Linked DNA regions of Homo sapiens: regions 2 and 3 are each linked to region 1. Evidence: chromatin contacts called from ENCODE Hi-C data. All regions are on one chromosome and are shown on one strand. The core of a region is the stretch at or near the end of the contact, and the rest is flanking DNA. Distances in the headings are between cores, read along the strand shown. Region 1 holds the start of CD47 (CD47 molecule). Region 2 overlaps C3orf52 (chromosome 3 open reading frame 52). Region 3 overlaps CD96 (CD96 molecule).

Region 1 (3,188 bases), core at 369-2,868:
GTTGCCTCGGGGTGTCAAGGCTGCCATTCAAATCATTACCACCATAATTATTAACCATTGTTTTAGTGAGATGTCTGCCAGGCAATTGTTTTTATTTTTCAATCATTAAAAAAGCAATCAAATTTCACTAGAGCAATGCCTGCCTCACGCCGCATCAACACATTTATTAAACCCCTTCTGTTTGCCGAGCTCAATGGAAAGTCTTGGAGGAGGGAATACTTAAAATGCTCTCGGATTTAAAAGAATTGATAATGCTGTGGGGAAGAGGTTCACACAAAAAAGCAATTACAGGAAGAAGCTCGATAGTATACAATACACTGGTACAGAGTGTCATAGACAGTGCCACTTTCATACGCTGGATTTTATTTCTGTGGCAATGGGATGCTTGGGAGGAGCCGCACTGTGTAGAGGATTTGGAGAAGTGGGGTATTGTGGTGGGAAATTGCTTTCTTTCCCAGGAGGTAGGAGGAAAACAATCAAGGAGGTGGACAGGATGTGCACTCCATTAGAGCAGCCACCAGAGCCTGACTTTTTGATAAGAGAGTACATCAGTTAGGATAACGGTTAAAAGTATCTTTAAAAGACTTTTGCTTCAGGATGAATGATGTGGCCTGTGTGATTCAGCGATAAATTCAAAAGCCTTGTCCCTATTGTGGCTTGCGGCCACATTTCGAACCCATTTTTCAAGCATGTTAAACCCAAGCGCAGCGCAGAGGGCTGCACATGGGGCAGTCACAAACCAAGCTCAATAACCTTGCTGGTGGGGATGTGTTGGATACGCTGCTAATGCCTGTTTGCGACAATGCTCGCTAGTCCCGGTGGTGGCGGTGTTCACAGGTAACAATGTTTACCACCGTGAATGGAACTTGTTTGATTAACCCTGATCAGAGGATGAAAACACTAAAGAACCAAGTGAGAAAGAGGGAAGAGAACCGCATAGGGAAGAGCAGAGCGAGTAGACGAGCCGAACGCAGAGCCCGCGAGGGGCGAGTGGAAGCTCCCTGCGGGCAGGTACCCGACCACCGCCCTGCCCTGGGCGTGGCGGCCTCGGGCTCAGGGACCGCTTCGGCGCTAGACGGCCGCGTCCGGAGGAAACGGGCGCTGGTGAAAGCCTAGGTGTCCTGGTCCACGCGCGCAGCCGGACGTCGGGTCCAGGGAGAGACGCGGGCTGGGGCGGGACGGGACCCGGCCCCTGAAGCGCGAGGGTGGGAGTGAAAGCAAAGAGGAGAAAAGTAGAGAGAGAGGACAGTGGGGCCCAGCGCCGCGCGAAAGGCAGGAACCGACCCGCGGACAGGAACGGGTGCAATGAGGTCCCCGGCGAGCGTGGGAACACAGGGTTCAGCCTCCTGCGGCGGGCGAGCACGCGGACCCCAGGGGCGGGCGGGTGCGACAGGACGTGACCTGGAAGCGCGGCGCGTGCCACCGCCCTGGAGCAGGCATCCGGCCTCCGTGGAGCGGGCAGGCGGGCCCCGGGTCTGGAGCCTGCGACTGGGGAGGGCGCCGCGTCAACAGCAGCGGTTGCGGGGCGGGGCCGAGTGCGCGTGCGCGGCTCTCGCGGGCGGGGAGCAGGCGGGGGAGCGGGCGGGAAGCAGTGGGAGCGCGCGTGCGCGCGGCCGTGCAGCCTGGGCAGTGGGTCCTGCCTGTGACGCGCGGCGGCGGTCGGTCCTGCCTGTAACGGCGGCGGCGGCTGCTGCTCCGGACACCTGCGGCGGCGGCGGCGACCCCGCGGCGGGCGCGGAGATGTGGCCCCTGGTAGCGGCGCTGTTGCTGGGCTCGGCGTGCTGCGGTGAGTGGCTCCTCGCTCCCAGCCCTGCGGCTGCTGTCGCTTCGCCCCCGCGGGCGTGTGGGCTGCGCCCCAGCCAGCCCGGCGGCGCCCTGAAGAGGGTGGCCGGGGCGCAGAACACTCGGGCCCTGAGCGCCCGAAGTGCAGACGTGGGAGGGCCCCACGGGGAATCGGGCGCCCCCCTTCTTCCTCCCTTCCTTTCCCTGGTCGTCTTCTTCCCCCTGGGTGAGAGCGGGGCTCATCTCCTCCACCCGGTTCTCCATCTCCAAATGCACACACACAGGAAGACTCCAAACCGCGCACCTCGCGCAAAAATTAACTAGCAAGAAAGGGCGCGATCAGAGGCAAGGGGCTGCAGCTGCTAGGGATCCCCTTCTTTCGCACCCCTCTCCCTTCTCAGTGCTTAGACGCATTTGGGGTTGAGGGAGGGAGAGTGGGAGGGCCCGGGCCTCTTGCGATGGAAGTGCGCATTTTGGCGAAGTCGGTGAGAAGGGGTTTCTGCCGTTTGCCTCCCACATGAACATAGGAGCGAAGAGGACGTAAAGGACACAATTAAGTTTCATTTTCAACTCAGCATTCAATCAGAAGAATCTTCCGGCCGTGTAATTTTTGCTGTCGTTTTTAATCCTAAAAATAAGCTTGCTGGAAACTCTTCCTTTCTCGTGACCCTCACGCCCCATCAGCCACTTGCATACATTCTAAATTGTACGTTGAAGTTTTTCCCACTTTATTTGGGGGAACCGTTTTAAAAGTAATCTGGTTTTCGCCTGAAATAGGAAGACAGTAACCTCCAGTCAAAACATGTGCAGCAGAATGGGATTTGGTGTTTTTCGACGCCAAAGAACCTCCACCCCCCCACCCCCACCCCGAGCTTTTGGAATCCATTTCGCTTTTGTAAAACGTGTGCTTCGTCTGTAAAAACTGAGCAAGGAATAGAAACATTCGTAGCTCTACAGTGAGTGCCTGTCACACTTCACATCCATAGAGCCTTTTGTGAACTTTTATAAGATTCAGAATTCAGCTTGAGCACCAGTGACAGCAATTGTTACATTTATTCTAGAATGCTAAATTAATTCGATTTTAAACTGATTATTAGCCTCGGTGTGCCGTTCCTAAAGGCTTGTGACTTTAGGTATTTCCAAGATGCCCTTAAGTCTCTGCTTACCACTTTCCTCCCTCCCCGAGCATCCTGGATGTTGGGACTGTGAATCCAGGTCTCCGTTATCTAAATGGTTGATGTTAGTGTTTCCTGTCATCACGTTTAGTATGCTTGTTGCCTTTACTATCATTATAGCTAAAATAATACTGCTTTCAGAGATGTGTTGTATAATCGCATAATAATTTCAGAACGCCTTCATATTGAACCAGATATGAAGTGATACAGTATCATTTATTCAAACTGCCT
Region 2 (3,188 bases), core at 206-2,705, 4.0 Mb before region 1:
TGATCTTATTCACCCAGAAGAGGAAGCTGCCCTAAGGGAAATGAAAAAAATTATGCTCAACACCATTTACTGCAAAAAACAAACAAACAAAAACCCAGCCCAAAGCTCAGCCAATGGGAATGCAACAACACAGATGCAAAAATAATGTATTGTAAATGTTTTTAAATCATTCTCCATTAAAATTTTTCATTATTTTCTACAAAATACAAATACACTAAGGTTCACATTTAACATGCAGAAAATAAAGAGGAAGAAGAGAAATCCACTAGTTTCACTAGTTTAAGGAACAATCACTAAAATGAGACAATGATCTATAGTACATGTATCTTCTAGTTAAATAGGAAAGCAAATTCACATTATCCAGAGTCCTGGGTCATAAAGAACTCAAGTCAAATCTAGTCTGAGGCAGACACTCTGGCTCGTGCCCGCACACAGCTGCCCTTCACACTGACTTTAACCCAGGGCTCATTTAACTGAGAGGCGAGATCTCTCACAATACAGCACAAAACTCTTTCTCCTGGTAAATTTCTTTTCCCAACAAAACAATCAGTTCCCTCACAACAGGCAATTCTGTATCTGTAGACAACCAATACAGTTGCTAATATTCCTCCTACCCCCCAAATAGCTGGCAAAAGCTTCCAAGAGTTTATTTTCAAAGAAGAGTGGTTCTTCTTGTATCACAACCATCTGTAACAGGATACACAATCATTGCCTGAAGACACTGAGTCCCACAGGAAGGTTTGTAGCACTAGGCAACAAAAAGCCAATGCGTAATATCCAGAGCAGATATTAAACAGCCTTAATGATTCTCTAATGGAAGTTTATAAAAATATAAATGGAGTGACTATCCAAAGTGATAGTAGTGTGCTCAAAACTCACAGAGACCCATATTTCCAAAAAGGTGTTCAGGAATCACAGGAACAACGAGGAGCTGCAAAATAATGAAGAAACACATAGCTCCCGTCTGTAACTAGCTATATACATAGATTTCAAAGTAACCTTGGTGGTGTTCCTAAGGCTGGCTGGCTAAGATACTCAGGTACAGGTCATGGAAGTAGACACAGAACCACACTGCTGAGGTCTTCTAAAGTGCCTTCCTTTTCTTCACAGCCTGGCTTAGAGGTAGATCAAATCGAATGGTGGGGGGGAGGAGGATGACTTCAGTGAATAATTGGCTTAGTCTTCGTAACCTGGCTGCCTGCCTCTCCGTGCTCTACCAGCTCATGCTTACGCGATCCCACCTAAAAGAAGACAGTGCACCTCTGCACTAAAGAAAAAGTAGCCCAGGTGGGTGGAGTGCTTCAAGAATAGCAGTGCCATGATCACGCCACCGCACTCCAGCTAAGCGACAGAACGAGACCCTGTCTCAAAAAACAAAACGAAACAAAACAAAAACAAACAGAATACCAGTGACCTCCAACAGTGGGACATACCCGCTGACCCTATCGCCCCCACCCTAGCTGGCTTCCTGCCTTTGTCAAGACTGGACCCAGCTGAAGCAGTGCTCGGGAGCTGTTTTACTGGGCTTAGAGCCAGACTGTAGAATCGGGAGAGAAAGGAGTCTCCACCCCTCTGGTGTTGCTGGTGCTTCTGTATTAATCCACAGAATCTTTTCTGCAAAACAGAGTGAATTCCCTTCATCTCCAGGACTTGGTAGAGCACTGCTTTCAGACAGAGACCAGCCTCCATCACTTCATTCTAAAAAGAAAACACAGATGAACAAAAGTTACTGATTTTTAAAACCACTATTAAATGCTTACGTTTTCATTTCATTTCATTGAATTTTAGTGTAAAATCTTAGATAAAATTGCAAGGTTTATACATTCCTAACAGAGGAAATTTAGTCTTCAGTCCAACACACACACACCGCTCTGAATACATTTCAAAAGGCAAATGACATTTATTGTTTCTTGCTTATTTGTTTGGGTAGGATGCATGAGAAATAATTTTGATGATGTGGTTTTTGGGTGCTAAGGACATTTTAACATCCAGTCCCTTTTCATAATCTAACCATAAACTCTAAAATTTCCGTTTTTAAAACGTGTAAAATATACTGTGAGAAATTCTGATGAGAGAAATGGTGTGAACCCTAGGGCACAGCAGGTGCAGATGCAAAGCCCCAAGCAGACACAACACAGGGGGAGCCCGCCGGGGTCTACAGACCAGGAGTCCAGCCTCGCCACCACTGACAGGACTGACAAGATTCACTATTCTCCCTACCTGGGGCTTTTTCCTCTTCTCTCTCACAAAAATCCTGGTTTTGCCCTTTTTCCCTACTCAGTCTACTAGCTGACTCCTTCCCATGTGAGAACAGTACCAAGTACCTCCTCTGTGTCCAAAATAACTCATGATGCTGACCTATTCTTCGACCTTTGTAAAACAGACTTCCCCCTCCTAGCCCAGGGCCCCACTCATCTAGGAGGTGAAGAAGACCAAAGATAGGGAAGGGTGAGGGATGATGGACTTAAAAAATTCCTTTATCATTATATTTTAAGTTTTTATTTTTATAAGGCATCCAAATATGCATGCAGTCAGGTCAAAATAATCGCCGTATTTCCAAATTAGAGAATGAGAAGCAAACACACACAAAACCCCTCAGGAATCTAAATTACAATCTAATTTTGGATTCTGCTTCTAAAGCGCACATATACAAACCCCAAATGGACCATAGGCTGGCCTCAGGGAAATACTCGGAATCCCTGAAATTGTCTGTACAATTTTGTGTTGTGGGGAGAAGTAGGTACATTTTTTTTTCCTGGGGAGAAGGTACACAGCTGTCTTCAAATTCTCTAAGGAGCACACAAACCAAACAATTTTAAGAATCTTTGCTCTTTGAAGACTAAGAACATTACCATTGTGGGAAACTAGTTGCCTGGGTAATCACAGGGCGGGGATGGTAATCCCCCAAGCCCACAGCTCATGAGCACGTAGAAACTGGCGTAAGAACTCATTCCATCCCTCTTGGTCCCTCCCAGGGCCCTGGGCCTCTCCCTGACACATTTTCCCTTTCTCTAGAGTTTGCCTCTGAGCTCATCCCCCATCTGCCTGCATGCCTGCGATGAGTCCCTCTTCTTCTTTCCTCACTTCCCAACTGCTTCTCTGTGCACCCTTCCCTTTGAGAGGGCAGTGACACTCACATTCTGAAAACATAAAATGGCTCAAATATTGCACATTCATGCTCTGGAAAG
Region 3 (3,188 bases), core at 500-2,999, 3.5 Mb before region 1:
TGGCTATTTGTTGTTCAGATCACAGCCCCGATTCATAGCCCATTAGTTGACGTTTAAACACAGTAGTGACATTAACTGGACAATACAGGCCTTCAACTACATCTAAACACATTTGAATCGGCCTCATCAATCTGCGTGGTCAGGATAACATGGGCACTGACCTTCAGTCCAGCATAAAGGAGACATGCTGGGCTGTGGGCTATGAATTGGGGCTAAATGAGTTGAAGCTCATCTTTACCTTGTTCCACCCCACCTAATCAACCCTTAGCCCTCTCCCAACAAGCAATGTCAGAACTCCTGCTTGTCTTCTCATGTCCTGCACTCATTTTGTTTTACGCCTTTGCTTATGATGCGAATGTGAAGATCCATTTCTCATCTTTCTTCCACCTGAGTCAGTATTTTCTTCCAGACCCTGCATGAAGACTTCCCTGATCCCCCTTCCTTTCCCCCAGCACTCACTGACTTTTCTTACTTTTCAGCAGCAGATACATGTTGATAAAGGCAGAAACTATTGGACAGCAATTGAGGCACCTGAATACAGGCATGGCATGACTAGCAAAGGGGTCAGAAGTTGCTATCACAAACAAATCACTGGAGCCTTCTCACTGTCTTGCAGACTCTCTCTGGCGTTCCCCTGTTAACACTAGAATCCAATGCCCCTATCAACTGCCGAATTTCTGATTTACTTTCTTCTAATCTCATCTAATGACATGTCTTCTGGGTTGATCCCCCACCATTTCTGACATGCTTACTCATAAATCAGTAGTTTTGTTGCATCCCCTGGTCAGTTGCTTCCTTTACCCTGTGCCCCTCAATGTCTGATCATCCACTTGCCGAAGATCAGTTATGTCTACCTGGGGTGCTGGCTGAGGGTTAGAGGCAGACTGGACCTAGTGTTTTACTCTAAGTATCCAGGAATAGAAAGACCCAGATAGTGAGGACCAGCTAAGTCCTTAGAAAGGGCTTAATATTAAAATCAACATCATCAGGTCTAAGGGTCATGTGCAGACATAACAATAGGAGGCAGAGCCAAAGGGACTGATGGGCAGTAAAACAGGAGGCAAGGCAAGTGGGTCACACAGGATCGTAAGCTCTGTAAGCAACAGGAGCCCTGTCTGTCTTGTTCATCACTGTATCCTGTACCTCAAAAGTCCCTGACACATTGTAGGCGCTCCATACTTATGAGTTTCATGAATAAGTGTCTTGGATGATTGCCACACCGGGTTGGCATCTCTTAGGCTACGTAACTCTTAGCCAAATCATAGCCAGTGAATTGAAAGGCACAGGGCTCTCTCCTCAAGGCGACGGAAACTCCTGAATTGTGTCTGTACAGCCCCACCCTGGATTCATCAGTTGTCTCTGATTGTTCCACATGGACTTGTCTCATCTTGCCACTTAGCTTGTCAGCCTGTCTTCCTTGAACTGCGCTGAGAATGCAGCTGGGACTCAGCAAACACGAATTGGTTCAGGTTGAATTGAGCTGGGCTTCCCTGGATAACTCTTACAGTTTGTTATGAGTTATTAAGTTCTCCTCCCCTCATTAAAGAATATTGCTTTCATGACCTTCAACATTTGTTTAAAAAATATCCTTTCATCGAGGAAAAAATAAGAATTGGATGCTTGCAGCCAGACATGCAGCTTCGTAATGATGACTGGATTATAAAGCTCATTACATCTTAGAATTCGGAATGAAACCACAGCCTTTGAAGTTGGTTTCCGTGACATACTTCATCTCACTTCCTTTCTTCAAAGAACATGCAAAGGTGAATCCTACCAGCTTCTGAGGCAGGAAGTCATCGTGTGATTTCACAATTACCCTCCAGTTTGCCAAGGCAAAATTTGGATTTTTCAATAGTAATTCAGTGATTATTCCAAAAAGATAAGTTTATTTAGACATAATCTGCCACTGGTTTAACATGAGTTTTATTGACATACAAAATCAAACAGAAAATTATTCCAAACATAAACTATTGTTGCCATCTTGACAGAAATCCAGATTTGATTTTGTAAAGTAAGAGATACCTACTGTAATTACACCTAAGCCTTGATCTAAAACAAGTCTTCTTGGCCTTGGCACTATTGACATTTTGAACCAAATAATTCTTTGTTGTGAGGGCTGTTCTGGGCTGTGTTGTACAATGTTTAGCAGCATCCCAGGCCTCTATACACTAGATGCCAGTAGCACCCTCCTACCCTCATTGTGACAACCCAAAATGTCTCCAGGCACTGCCAAAGGTCCTCTGGAGTGGCAAAATTACCCTGGTTGACAACCACTTATCTAACACAATCCTCAGGTCCAATGTGGTGGAACCTTGTTTTACGGAGGTCTTTTGAGTCTGCACAGACTTCCCAACTACATCGTCTTAGTGTGATAGTAGATCAGGTGGCATTTTTCCCCCCTGCTTTTTAAACAAATATGGTACTTGACTGTGCTTTCTTTCCTTCATTAATACTAAAACTATATTAAATTGTAGGCTTCTGAAGTGTAACAACTGCTTTCTTTTGCTTTGAATTTTGTCACAGAAGAATTGTGTTTGTAAGCACTGATATAAGCACTTAGTGTATGTAGACTAACCCCATAAAAATGCAACTAGAAGAAATTCATGTCTGCTTTTAACTAGCAGAATATAAATGCCATGAGGACATTTTTTTTTTCAGTTTTGTTCATTGCTGTATTCACAGCACCTACAAAGGTACCTGATATATAGTAAGTGCTCAATAAATATTTGATGAATAAATAATACCACTTTCTTTCTAAAATAAAGTGGAATGAGGTCCTTCCCCCATTTCATAAAGGATAGCATTTGGAGTCCTTAAACTGGGGCTCAAGGCTTTGTTTACTTTGCATTTTCCAATTTTCATCCCTGTTTTTTTGGTACACAATACCACCTCTTTGATCCAAACTTATCTACTGATGCTTTCTCAAATGCCCATAAACATCTTTGTCACTGCACAAATGCTCACTTTGTTTTCTCTGTTTAGAACGTTCTTTCGAGCTCTCCACTGAGTCAAATATATACAATACATACTTCAAAGGTCAAGTTATTTCATCTCTCCCGGGTAACATTTTCTGAGCCCATGAACTCACAAAGAACTTTCAAAGTCTAATACTTACTGGTTTGTACCTCTCCCTGGGCATTTTAATTCTGTAAGGTACACCACCTTTCATCTTAGTATTTTGAATTATT

Evidence for each region. Hi-C counts contacts between places; a loop is a spot of excess contacts on that map. Pooled maps may share reads with other maps.
Region 2: a loop to region 1 is called in a pooled map, with 2.7 times the contacts of the local background. The contact joins the enhancer-like site here to the promoter of CD47 in region 1. A Hi-C loop is called at or near these places in 2 of 37 single-sample maps with no recorded cell type and 2 of 50 pooled maps.
Region 3: a pooled map shows a loop between it and region 1 (6-fold over the local background). The contact joins the enhancer-like site here to the promoter of CD47 in region 1. A Hi-C loop is called at or near these places in 5 of 50 pooled maps.

The regions. Positions count from the first base shown.
Region 1 is chr3:108,089,461-108,092,648 of GRCh38, reverse strand. It overlaps CD47 (CD47 molecule), which reads left to right and starts at 1,618. Exons shown (of 11, transcript NM_001777.4): 1 at 1,618-1,786. The coding sequence starts at 1,741. RefSeq lists silencers at 1,005-1,064, 1,075-1,124, 1,145-1,894.
Region 2 is chr3:112,115,152-112,118,339 of GRCh38, reverse strand. C3orf52 (chromosome 3 open reading frame 52) reads right to left here. Exons shown (of 6, transcript NM_024616.3): 6 at 130-1,698. The coding sequence ends at 1,694. Among named protein-coding and RNA genes, the nearest start is that of MIR567, 3.9 kb to the right of the region's middle. RefSeq lists enhancers at 2,149-2,208, 2,765-2,854, 3,085-3,134, 3,145-3,188. Within about 2 kb of position 1,455, at least 3 of the 41 ENCODE cell types and tissues checked have a DNase peak (open chromatin) inside an H3K27ac peak, as active enhancers do.
Region 3 is chr3:111,608,917-111,612,104 of GRCh38, reverse strand. The region is part of intron 8 of CD96 (CD96 molecule); the gene reads right to left. Among named protein-coding and RNA genes, the nearest start is that of ZBED2, 15 kb to the right of the region's middle. RefSeq lists a silencer at 1,626-1,675 and an enhancer at 1,068-2,267. Within about 2 kb of position 1,749, at least 5 of the 41 ENCODE cell types and tissues checked have a DNase peak (open chromatin) inside an H3K27ac peak, as active enhancers do.